2 separate regions of the Homo sapiens genome follow, and region 2 is linked to region 1. The links are chromatin contacts, found by Hi-C or POLR2A ChIA-PET in ENCODE. All regions are on one chromosome and are shown on one strand. The core of a region is the stretch at or near the end of the contact, and the rest is flanking DNA. Distances in the headings are between cores, read along the strand shown. Region 1 has its middle 36 kb from the start of PARP1. Region 2 has its middle 60 kb from the start of ITPKB.

Evidence for each region. A loop is a pair of places that touch in the nucleus more often than their neighbours do. ChIA-PET counts read pairs that join two places held with the same protein, here RNA polymerase II (POLR2A). Pooled maps may share reads with other maps.
Region 2: a loop to region 1 is called in a pooled map, with 2.4 times the contacts of the local background. The contact joins two enhancer-like sites. A Hi-C loop is called at or near these places in 2 of 50 pooled maps. POLR2A ChIA-PET finds 5 or more read pairs at or near these places in 2 of 52 experiments (OCI-LY7 and activated naive CD4-positive, alpha-beta T cell).

The regions. Positions count from the first base shown.
Region 1 is chr1:226,441,191-226,446,521 of GRCh38, forward strand. It overlaps the pseudogene RN7SKP165. Among named protein-coding and RNA genes, the nearest start is that of PARP1, 36 kb to the left of the region's middle. Within about 2 kb of position 3,926, at least 3 of the 41 ENCODE cell types and tissues checked have a DNase peak (open chromatin) inside an H3K27ac peak, as active enhancers do.
Region 2 is chr1:226,795,996-226,802,002 of GRCh38, forward strand. No RefSeq gene overlaps it. Among named protein-coding and RNA genes, the nearest start is that of ITPKB, 60 kb to the left of the region's middle. RefSeq lists an enhancer at 3,313-3,362. Within about 2 kb of position 3,081, at least 11 of the 41 ENCODE cell types and tissues checked have a DNase peak (open chromatin) inside an H3K27ac peak, as active enhancers do.

The DNA.
Region 1 (5,331 bases), core at 2,676-5,175:
GGTTTTAATTTTTATGTATTTGAACTTATCAATCTTCTGTGGCTCCTGAATTTCTGAGTCATGGGTCTTCCTTATTCCAGGATTCAAAGAGATTCTATCATGCTTTATTCTATCATGTCTTCTCTCATGTCTTAGCCCAGATTACCTAGAAAACAGATCTTTTTTTTTTGTTTTTTTGTTTGTTTTTTTTTTGAAATGGAGTCTTGTTCTGTGGCCTAGGCTGGAGGGCAGTGGTGTGATCTCAGCTCACTGCAACCTCCGCCTCCCGGGTTCAAGCGATTCTCCTGCCTCAGCCTCCTGAGTAGCTGGGATTACAGGTGCATGACACCACGCCAGGCTAGTTTTTTGTATTTTTGGTAGAGATGGGGTTTCACATGTTGGCCAGGCTGGTCTCTAACTCCTGAGCTCAGGTGATCCACCCACCTCGACCTCCCAAAGTGCTGAGATTGCATGTGTGAGCCACCACGCCCAGCCGGAGAACAGATCTTAAAGCAAAGCAATAGAGAGATGAAATTACAGTGAAGCAAGAGAGAGTAAAAGGGGATGGAGAAGGCGAGGCAGGAAGGCACATGCAAGGTGGCTGGCCAGGCTTCACAAGAAACAGCAGGATGCTTCCAAACAGTTCTTTGGCCACAGGGGGAGGAAAGGAGGGGCGTTATCCATTGTTTCCTTCTATCTCTTTTCTACCATTGGTCCGAGCTTGTCCTGAGGCTGCTACTGCTCTGCCCTTCAGGTATGGGCGTGTTTCCCAGTTCCATTTACTGACAAGTTCCTCTTCTCCATTGATTTGAAAGGTCTCTTTTGTTATACACAACATTTCTATTTTTTAATTTTCTATTTAAAATTTTCTTTTCTATTCCATTGGTCTTTCTCTTCAAGCTGTTTTATTTATTTATTTATTTATTGAAATGGAGTCTTGCTCTGTTGCCCAGGCTGGAGTGCAGTGGCATGATCTCGGCACACTGCAACCTCCACCTCCTGGATTCAAGCAATTCTCCTGCCTCAGCCTCCTGAGTAGCTGGGACTACAGGTTTCTGCCACCACACCCGGCTAATTTTTGTATTTTGGGTAGAGATGGGGTTTCACTGTGTTGGCCAGGCTGGTCTTGAACTCCTGACCTCAAGTGATCCACCTGTCTTGGCCTCCCAAAGTGCTGGGATTACAGGCGTGAGCCACTGTGCCAGACCCCAAGCTGTTTTAATTATTGAAATTTTGGAATATGTTTTAGTATCTGGTAGGCCTCGTTCCTCATCTTCTTTATCAGTATTTTCTTAGGTATTCTTATTCATTTTTTCATAAACTTTATAAACAGTTTGTCTGGTTAAAAAAATGGTGTTTTTAACAGACTGCATCACCTTTATAAATTAAATTATGGAGAACTGAAGCTTTTAGTATGTTGAGTCTTCCTCTCCAAAAACATGGTATATTTATTCCCTTTGTTCCAGCCTGCCTTTGCGTTCCTCAGTCGTTTCAAGGCGTTTTAAGGCTTTACCTGATTCTTGTTATAGTCATTCCTCGTGTTAGCAGGTGGTAGGATTGACTTTTTCCCCCAATTTTCTTTGCTTGAATTTAGAAAAATAATTGAATCTGTATACTTTTAAATTAAAACAATAAATAATTAATTTTTAAATGGTAAAATAAAGGGGAGAAAGGATAGTTTTTTTAAAAAAATAAGAACATACTATGTACCTCATAAATAAGTACAATTATTGTATGTCAATTAAAAAATAAGATAAAATAAATTTAGAAATAAATAAAAATTATAAAACGAGAACAAACACCAAAACCAAAGTTTTGTGTGTTTTTTTTTGTTTGTGTGTTTGTTTGTTTTAGAGATGGGGTCCTACTAAGTTGCCCAGGCTGGTCTCATACTTCTGGGCTTAGGTGATCCATCCTGTCTCAGCCTCCCAAAGTGCTGAGATTACAGGCATGAGCTAGCATGCCTGGCCCCAAACCAACATTGTACTTTCTCCGGTCTGGCGAGGCTGAGTTCTGGTAGCCTGAAAATGCTGACGCAGCCATTGACTGGGTTTGACCCAGGAGCTCTGAGGGGCCCTGAGAGCTCACAATCTGGCAGGGGAGGGTGGAACGGATGAGAGGTTGTTGCTTTTGCTCGGCTAATGTGGGAGTCCACATTAGTCCGAGGCTATTCCCAGGGCCACAGAATCTACTTTACCCACTGCCCTCATCTTTGGTAAAATGCCTCTCCCAACTGAAGAATAAACACACTTACTTTCTCACTTACTCTTTATTTTTAATTTTTTTTTTTTTTTTTTTTTGTAGAGAAGGGTGTCTCATTATGCTGCCCAGGATGGTCTCAAACTCCTGACCTCGACTTCCCAAAGTGTTGGGATTACAGGCATGAGTCACTGCACTCAGTCACTCTCTCACTCTAAGAACCTCCTTGCTCAACTAAATTTCTTTCTTTTGATGCCAGGAAGTCATAGGCTGGGAGCTGGCATCAGACTTGCTCTGGAATCTATTTTTATTACCTATGTATCACTATGTGAGTCAATGACTTTGCCTGCTGAGCATCAATCACAAAGAAACCGCTTTTCCCAGTCAGAGTTCTGGGTGGCGATCTGGGGGACAAAGGCAAGGAGAGGAAAACTTGGGAGGTTTTCTAGGTGTTAGTTCTGCCCTGGGGTCACACAGCAAGTTGCCTTCCTTTCCATGTGTTCTCTGTCTGTGTCTTCTCTTCTCCAGCCTTTCTGCTTCTTTAGCAGAAGACATCTGGCCGAATGTCACGGAAAGTGTTTCATTCAATGCATTTAAGAAATGAGATCAAAGTTTCTTTCTATAATTGGCTTACACACACTGTTGAGTCAGCTTTGCTTTTCCCTGTCTTTCCCCGTTTTATTTTTTTAATTTTTTTTGAGATAGGGTCTTCCTCTGTCACCCAGGCTGGAGCGCAGTGGCTCAATCACAGCTCATTACAGACTCGACCTCCTGGGCTCAAGAGATCCTCCCGCCTTGGCCTCCCAAATGTGCTGGGATTACAGTTGTGAGCCACTGTCCAGGCCTCCTCTGTTTTATTTATGCAAGTATTTCAAAGGTATTTCAGGGAATATTCGCACCTTATGACTTTGTTCTTCAGAGAAAGTTAAAGAGTCTTATCTGGGAAAGATGAGGCAGGAATCCAGGAGGGAGGGAGAGATGAGGTTCTGGGTGCCTCTGGAGCTGGCTTTGGCCAGTTTTTTAGAAGAATGTAATTCTTGCCCCCTCTCTTCAACCCAATGCCTGTCCCCGTCTCACCAGCACATTTACTGGAGGGACAATCTAATCCCAATGGCCAAGCCATTCTGTGCAAAACTCTTAAGCTCTTCCCAGCACCAGTCTTATTTTATTACCTTTTTCTTTTCTTTTTTTTTTAAACTCACACCAAAAGCCACATTCAAAGCACCAGTCTTATTAGCTCACCTTTTCTCTCTTTCTCCTTTCTCTTGTGGTTGGAGAGGCTTTATGGATGGGAAGGACTGAAGTGAGTTAGCTAACTAGAGATTTATTTGGTTTTGAGGGACCTTGTTCCACCTATTTTGGTTCAGAGTCTAGTCAAATAACTTTATTAAAGAAGATAAGCTTGTTGTGTTCCGTCTTAGGATACCAAACCAACATGCCTGTCTCTTCAAATGTTCCTCAAATGAGGTAGTGCTTCAGTTAGGTTGCCCGTGGCTGCAAGCAATGAAAAATACAGCTCTGCTCACTTAAACGATAAAGACAGCTATTGTCCTGTGAGGCAGTCAAGGTGCTTGGCCCCCTAAATCACTGACATGAGGCAGATTGACTAATAGGAGAGAAGACATATGAATTTGTTTAACATGTATACACAGGAAGCTTCAGAATGAAGACCCAATCCCCTAGTGGGGTGCAGAAGCTTATGCACCACCTTGAGGTTGCAGAGAGAATGTGGGCTCAGAGCATGGCCCCAGACAGGTTTCAGTGGCAACACAGGTTGTGGGAGGAAGAAAGGAAGTGGCTTGGCTAGCAAAGGCAGTCCTGTTGTGTAGATGAAACCTCACGGGGAGCAACCCTCAGAAAGAGCAGATGGCGGATGCTTCTTTTCAGACCTGCAGGTGTCAGAATCTCAGTTAATCTTTCCAGACAAGGGAAGGGCTGGCTGCATTAATGCAGAGTCTCTACAGATCTACAGGTGCAAATTTCTCCCGCAAAAGACAACCTTACAGGCCACTTCAGAATATGTCAAAGAAATCTGTTTTGGGGTAAAGTATTAATATTTTGATTTCCTTCACCTGCATACTCAAGTCCTGAGGGGAGGTGGACGACAGGATGGACACCACACAGGCCTCTGGATCTCTTTCTCTGTCAGCCTCTCCCCCAGCCTCCTCTGGGCACACACTTCATCTTCAGGGCTGGTGCAAGATGGCAGCCCCAGTTCAGCCTCAGTGAGAAGGAGAATGTTCACAGGAAAAAAGTGCAAGTAGAAAATAAAATCCTAAGGCCCTCAACCAAATGAACAGACCCCATTTTGGCCAAGGGGATCCCAGATAAACCTTAAAAACAGTGCCCAGCTGTGACAGGACAGGAGGTCAGACAAGCCTCATTACACCCCCTCCCTTTTGCGGTTTAGACGCAACAACTGACCAGCATTAATGATAAAATAGAGATTACAAGACAGACAGAAGAGGCTCTTTTTGGCAATAAGATACCAAATTATACATAGGACCTAAGGCCATGCCAGGTAAGGGTTAAGCGTGCACAGTTTATTAAAGAATAAACTATGTTCTCAGATGTGAGGGTGATCTGGCTGCGACACCTGTCACCCCATGGATCATCAGGGTTGATTCGGCTGATCCGGCTGGCTAGGTGGGTATCCCCTTCCTCCCTCTCTCTCCAAGTACGTCCCTCCCAAAGCTGCGCACTCAAAGAGGATGACCATCCCCGATGGAGGAGGACCCAGCTTTGGTCAAGGATGTATGAGTAGCCATGCTCCCCTGCTAGAACCTCCAAACAAGCTCTCAAGAATAAGCTATGTTCTGTCATAAGGTTTTTCTTTTTTTCTAGCAGCTGAACAAGCAATGGCCTCAAGATAAGCAAGATGAAAATAATCATAGCTCCCCGCCAGATGCTGACTGACCCTCTTCCTCCAGCCACAACTACAGCTTTGACTGGACAAGAAACTGATGGCTGTGACTTTCTCTTGATAAGAGACCACTGACCATGAGCTGGTTCTAGCTGGTTTACAGAGCTTGTGCACTTGAGTGCCCCCATATCTCTGCTTCACCTTTTGATATATAGGGCCCAACTGTAATACATTTACGTGTTAAGTCTCTGCCTCTAAATGAACATGGGTCATATGTAACATGCATTTTT
Region 2 (6,007 bases), core at 1,831-4,330, 350 kb after region 1:
AGGACAACAGATACACCACCATGCCCAGCTGAGTTTTGTTTTTTGTTTTTAATTTTTGTAGAGACAGGGTCTTGCTATGTTGCCCAGGCTGGTCTCAAGCTCCTGGGCTCAAGCAGTCCTTCTGCCTCAGCCTCCTGAAGTGCTAGGATTATAGGCATGAGCCATCATGCCCAGCTCCTATTGCCAATTGTCTTAAGGTTAAAGAACTCTGTCTAGCTTGGCCCTCCTGGGGGATCTCACTTCTCCCAGGGTCTCCACTAGCCCATATGGCACCTTTGGTGCAGATTTTTAAAAGGTGGCTCTTGCTGGGCGTGGTGGCTCACACCTGTAACCCTAGCACTTTGGGAGGCTGAGGCGGGTAGATCACAAGGTCAGGAGATCGAAACCATCCTGGCCAACACGGTGAAACCCCGTCTCTACTAAAAATACAAAAATTATCTAGGCGTGGTGGCAGGTGCCTGTAATCCCAGCTACTCAGGAGGCTGAGGCAGGAGAATTGCTTGAACCTGGGAGGTGGAGGTTACTGTGAGCCAAGATAGCTCCACTGCACTCCAGCCTGGCAACATAAGGGAGACTCTGTCTCAAAAAAAAAAAAAACAAAAAACAAAAAAAACAACAAAAAAAAGGTGGCTCTTCCAGCCTTTGACCAGGGCATACAGCTTGGGGACCCAAGCTCAGGTTGAATTTCAGTCCCTAATTCTCTGCTTTCCTGTTTTACCTCCGCAACTAGACCACATCTGTCCGGAGCAGAAATTTTCATCTTTTTTGTATTTTGATTCTCACAGCTGTCAACTAAGCCCTGGACACAAGGCACAGTATCTTCCTGGGGATAGATATGACCAACTGACTGATTCTTTTTTTTTTTTGAAATGGAGTCTCACTCTGTTGCCCGGGCTAGAGTACAGTGGTGCGATTTCGGTTCACTGCAACCTCTGTAACCTGTGTCTAAGCAATTCTCCTGCCTCAGCCTCGCTGGTAGCTGGGATTACAGGCACCCACCACCACGCTGGGCTAATTTTTTGTATTTTTAGTAGAGATGGGGTTTCACCATGTTAGCCAGGATGGTCTCGATCTCCTGACCTCATGATCCACCCACCTCAGCCTCCCAAAGTGCTGCCATTACAGACGTGAGCCACCACGCCCAGCCAATTTTTGTATTTTTAATAGAGACAGGGTTTCGCCATGTTGGCCAGGCTGGTCTTGAACTCCTGATATCAGGTGATCCATGCACCTCAGCTTCCCAAAGTGCTGGGATTACATGCGTGAGCCACCGTTCCCAGCCTGACTGATTCTTAAATGACAGCAGCTTTCAGTGGAATCCTGTTCAGCCTCCACATGTGCTCTTGGAAAGTATTCACCCAACCGGAACACCACAAGACGTCTTGGAGTTTCCAGGGCAGTCCTGATTTTGAATCTTTGAATCTCACTGTCTAACCATCATCATGGAAAACTTTCTCACTGCCTTAAGGCCTCCATTTCTCCATCTGCAAAGTGGGAGGAATAGCTGGGCACTTTGTATACAGACAACTGGGAAGAGAGGACAAATCAGGGCACATTGAAACCTTCAGTGGCTGAGGGGACACAGGAGGAAGATGCGTGGTGGAGAGAAGGAGGAGGTAATGGGTCCTGTCTCTCCTGATCTTCACAAGGAGGAGGTAATAGGTCCTGTCTCTCCTGATCTTCACAAGGAGGAGGTAATGGGTCCTGTCTCTCCTGATCTTCACAAGGAGGAGGTAATGGGTCCTGTCTCTCCTGATCTTCACAAGGAGGAGGTAATGGGTCCTGTCTCTCTTGATCTTCACAAGGAGGAGGTAATGGGTCCTGTCTCTCCTGATCTTCACAAGGAGGTAATGGGACCTGTCTCTCCTGATCTTCACAAGGAGGAGGTAATGGGTCCTGTCTCTCCTGATCTTCACGAGGAGGTAATGGGTCCTGTCTCTCCTGATCTTCACAAGGAGGAGGTAATGGGTCCTGTCTCTCCTGATCTTCACAAGGAGGAGGTAATGGGTCCTGTCTCTCCTGATCTTCACAAGGAGGAGGTAATGGGTCCTGTCTCTCCTGATCTTCACAAGGAGGAGGTAATGGGTCCTGTCTCTCCTGATCTTCACAAGGAGGAGGTAATGGGTCCTGTCTCTCTTGATCTTCACAAGGAGGAGGTAATGGGTCCTGTCTCTCCTGATCTTCACAAGGAGGTAATGGGACCTGTCTCTCCTGATCTTCACAAGGAGGAGGTAATGGGTCCTGTCTCTCCTGATCTTCACGAGGAGGTAATGGGTCCTGTCTCTCCTGATCTTCACAAGGAGGAGGTAATGGGTCCTGTCTCTCCTGATCTTCACAAGGAGGAGGTAATGGGTCCTGTCTCTCCTGATCTTCACAAGGAGGAGGTAATGGGTCCTGTCTCTCCTGATCTTCACAAGTGAACCGAGTTTACCACAGGAACTGTGAGCAGTTGGGGCCTACTGCTCTGGGGAGAGCGCCTCTCACCAGTGTGGCCCTTATCTGTTTGCAAGAGCCGCCTCCTTCCTGGGCCCCAGCCACCTGTGGTTGACTGAAGCTCTCAAATGAAGTTTGACCCAACCACACAACACCCAACCTGAACACCACAATAGGTCTTGGATTTTCCAGGGCAGTCCTGATTTTGAATCTTTATCTCACTGTCTAAAAATGGTATGTTCCAGTTCAGGGCCCAAAAACCTGATCAGCTGCACACTGGGAGTCCTAGGTGAGAGGTTAAAGTGGAGACCTTGCCTTGTTTCTCACTGGCACCCCAGGCTCCCGCCTCTGAACTGTGCCACATGGGAGCACCTCTCCTGCTGCTCCTCCGTTTCCTGAGCCTGGCGCCTGCCCTCCCACTGTCCCAGGACTCATCTGACCGTCATGCCAATGGCGGGCTCACTGGGGTCTCGGGGAGATCAGGCCTTCACTGTCTAATTCATCAGGGACTAGCAGTGGGATGTGGGTTGGGGATGTTTTGGGGTGGACGGGTCTTTTGATGGGTGGCACTCAGGTCATGTCAGAACAGGGGCTGAAGGCAGGTAGAGGCAGGAGAAGCCCCGCTTCCCTCGGCATCCTGCGTGGGTGAACAGAAACAGGAAGCAGAGGAGTGTGACGGGGTTGGAGACACCAGAGCACAGTGTGATGTGATGGCTGCTCTGCGGCTCGTCAATACTGAATCTTCCAAGGGGGCCATTTCCTCATCTATACAAAGGGCCCGTAACTGGACAGGATGTGTGCTGAGTGGCTGCCCAGCTGCGGCTCCTCTCCGAGAACACCAGCCCCTGGCAGTTTCCTGAACGCAGTGACCCCGCTGCGTACCTGTGACCCCACCCCTGACCAGGCCTGGGAGCCTCTTCTGTCTGAGGCAGCCCTGTGGGAGCTGGCAGGAGGAGAGACACATGGAGGGGACTTCTGCGGCTGAGGGACAGCCAGGAGAAGGGCAGTGGGGAAACTTGTGAGTAAGCAGAAGCCACGAGGCAGGGCGAAGGCGCGTGAAGACAGAGCCGCAGGGGCACAAGGAGCAGCTGCAGACGCTGCAGGGTCCCTGGGAAACTGAGTCACGCCTTGGGCACAGTCACTCCGTGGGGCACAGCGTGGGCACTGCTTCTGAAGGCACACCTGCTGCTGTGGGATCCTGAACAACACTCCAGTTCTCCTGAAGATCTGATTGTCTTGATGCCAAACTGATTTCCAGTGTTGCTTTACTTCTAGTTTATCCCTACAATTGTGCTCCCCGGCCTGTGGGGACCAGCATTGATCTCTGTCCCTTGCAACCTGAGACAGTCAACAACTGGTCTCAGTGGTTCATCTGAACCCACTTTACAGAGGAGAAAATAGAGTCATAGAGGTCTGTGTCCAAGGTTGTGGCTGGTAAGTGCTGGAGCCAGGATTGATTCCAGCTTCTTTCCCACTATACCCAGGTATTATTGCTGAAAAAAAGGGAAACCTAGAATGTTATGCCTACAGGGTAGGCGTGAGCTCCCGCCATGGCCGGAGTTCCAGCTGTGTCCTGGTTCTCATCACCCAGACACGCTTTGAACCTGAAGGTGGAAAGTGGAAAAATGCCAAACTGGTTTGAGAAGAAAGGGGGAGAACGTCAAGTGGAAAATATTCTGTTCTCTGCCTCATCATTAGAAGAAAGGAAAGGGGTGTGTGTCTCATTTTTCTTAACAAAAGCAACACAGGAAGAAAACTGTTTATTAAACCAGGCATAGTGGCTCAGGCCTACAAACCCAGCACTTTCGGAGGCCGACGCGGGTGGATCGCTTGAGCCCAGGAGTTCGGGACAAGCCTGAGCAACATGGTGAAACTCTGTCTCTACAAAAAAACTAAAAAATTAGCTGGGCAGGATGCTGTGTGTCTGTGGTCCCAGCTACCCAAGAGGCTGAGGTGGGAGGATTATTTTGAGCCCAGGAGGTTGAGGCTGCAGTGAGCTATGATCACACCACTGCACTCCAGCCTGGGTGACAGAGACTTTGTCTCAAAAAAAATTTTTTTAAAAAGAAAAAGAAAAAGAAAACTTTAAGACACTGCATACTTTAGCAAGTAAGCAAAGATGCAGAGACACTCATTTTGGCTCTAAAGCTCTTAAGAAATCTTTGCAAAAGAAGAAGAAAAAAAAAGGTAATCAAAAGCCTTTTTTTTTTTTTTTTTTTTTAAAGAAACCTGAAATGGTTCAGGTGACTTGAGGGCATGTTTGGGCAATTTTGTTTTACTTGAGGTCATATAGATAGCTATAATAAGCTGTCAGCTTATTCTACCTGTACCTTGGAAGTGGCCAGTCAGGAAGGAGGTGAACATTATGGGTCTTTCAAGGATTCTAGGGGCCCTGTCTGATCCCCCACTGGCTCCATTCTTGCCAACCTCTCCTAAACACTCTGACCTAGGGCACCTGACTCAGTTGTTAGATGTCAAAGTGAGAGGCATATCCATTCTCATTCATCTTTCAAAATTGAGTTCCACTGCCTCCTCCTCCAGGAAGCCTTCCTTGATTCTCTGTCTCATTCCCACTGCTCTTCCCATTCAGGATTAAATCCCTCTCCTCTGTGTCCCCACCTTTTCCTGTGCAGTAGTGCATCTCTCTGTCCTGGTATTCATCATACCACATTATGATAATCAGTTCACACTGTCAGGCCCTCAGGGTAAGAGGCAAGTCTTCTTTAACTTCGTATTATCAGTACTTAGCCAAGGGCCTGGCATGTAGTAGATGCTCAATAAATTTTGCTGAATGAATACAAGAAAAGAAGGGAAGTGGGGAGGACATTTTGGGAAATATGAAATTTTCTTTTTGAGATTTATCTCAAAAATACGTGTCTAGTACTTGTCCACAGATAGCAATTAAAGTCAGGATTCTATTTGCTGCAAATGATTGAGTTTCTTCACTCCCAGTTGTAACTTGGGCACCTAAGGCAGGAGGAAATTGGGGTAGATTTAGAGGGATTTGGGAACATTGTGTCTGAGGAGTATGTGTGTGTCCTAACACATTTCTGAACTAAGTAGATGTCTCTGAACCACATACAAAAGGCAAACATGCCACATTTTGTCTCCCTGGAACTTAGTAACTTAGCAATTTCACCTTTGGGACCACGGCCACCCACTAGCATTCAAATCGCTTAGTGCAGAAGGGGGCTTGTTCTCTTGTTCACTATTGCAGCCTCAACCCTAGAAAAGGCCCTAGCAATGGGTAGGTCCTCAATAAAGATTTGTTGAATGATTAAATAAGTGAGAAAAGGACCTGAGAGCAGCTTAGGTGCCACAAAATTTCTGCCGTAGATATCTTGAACTTCACTCCCAGGAGAACCCTCATATTCTCACTCAAGACAGTTTACAAACAGTTCTATCAGATTTCATTATCTGATTCTATCTTCGCTGGAGACAAAAAATTGGAAGAAAGGCAAAGAATTTTTACTCTACCTATAGAAATATGTTTTCTTTATTACTTAGGAAGAAGGAAAAGTAGATACAAGACTTCAAAACACACAGTAGACAAGGGCCAACTGTGGCAGCTATA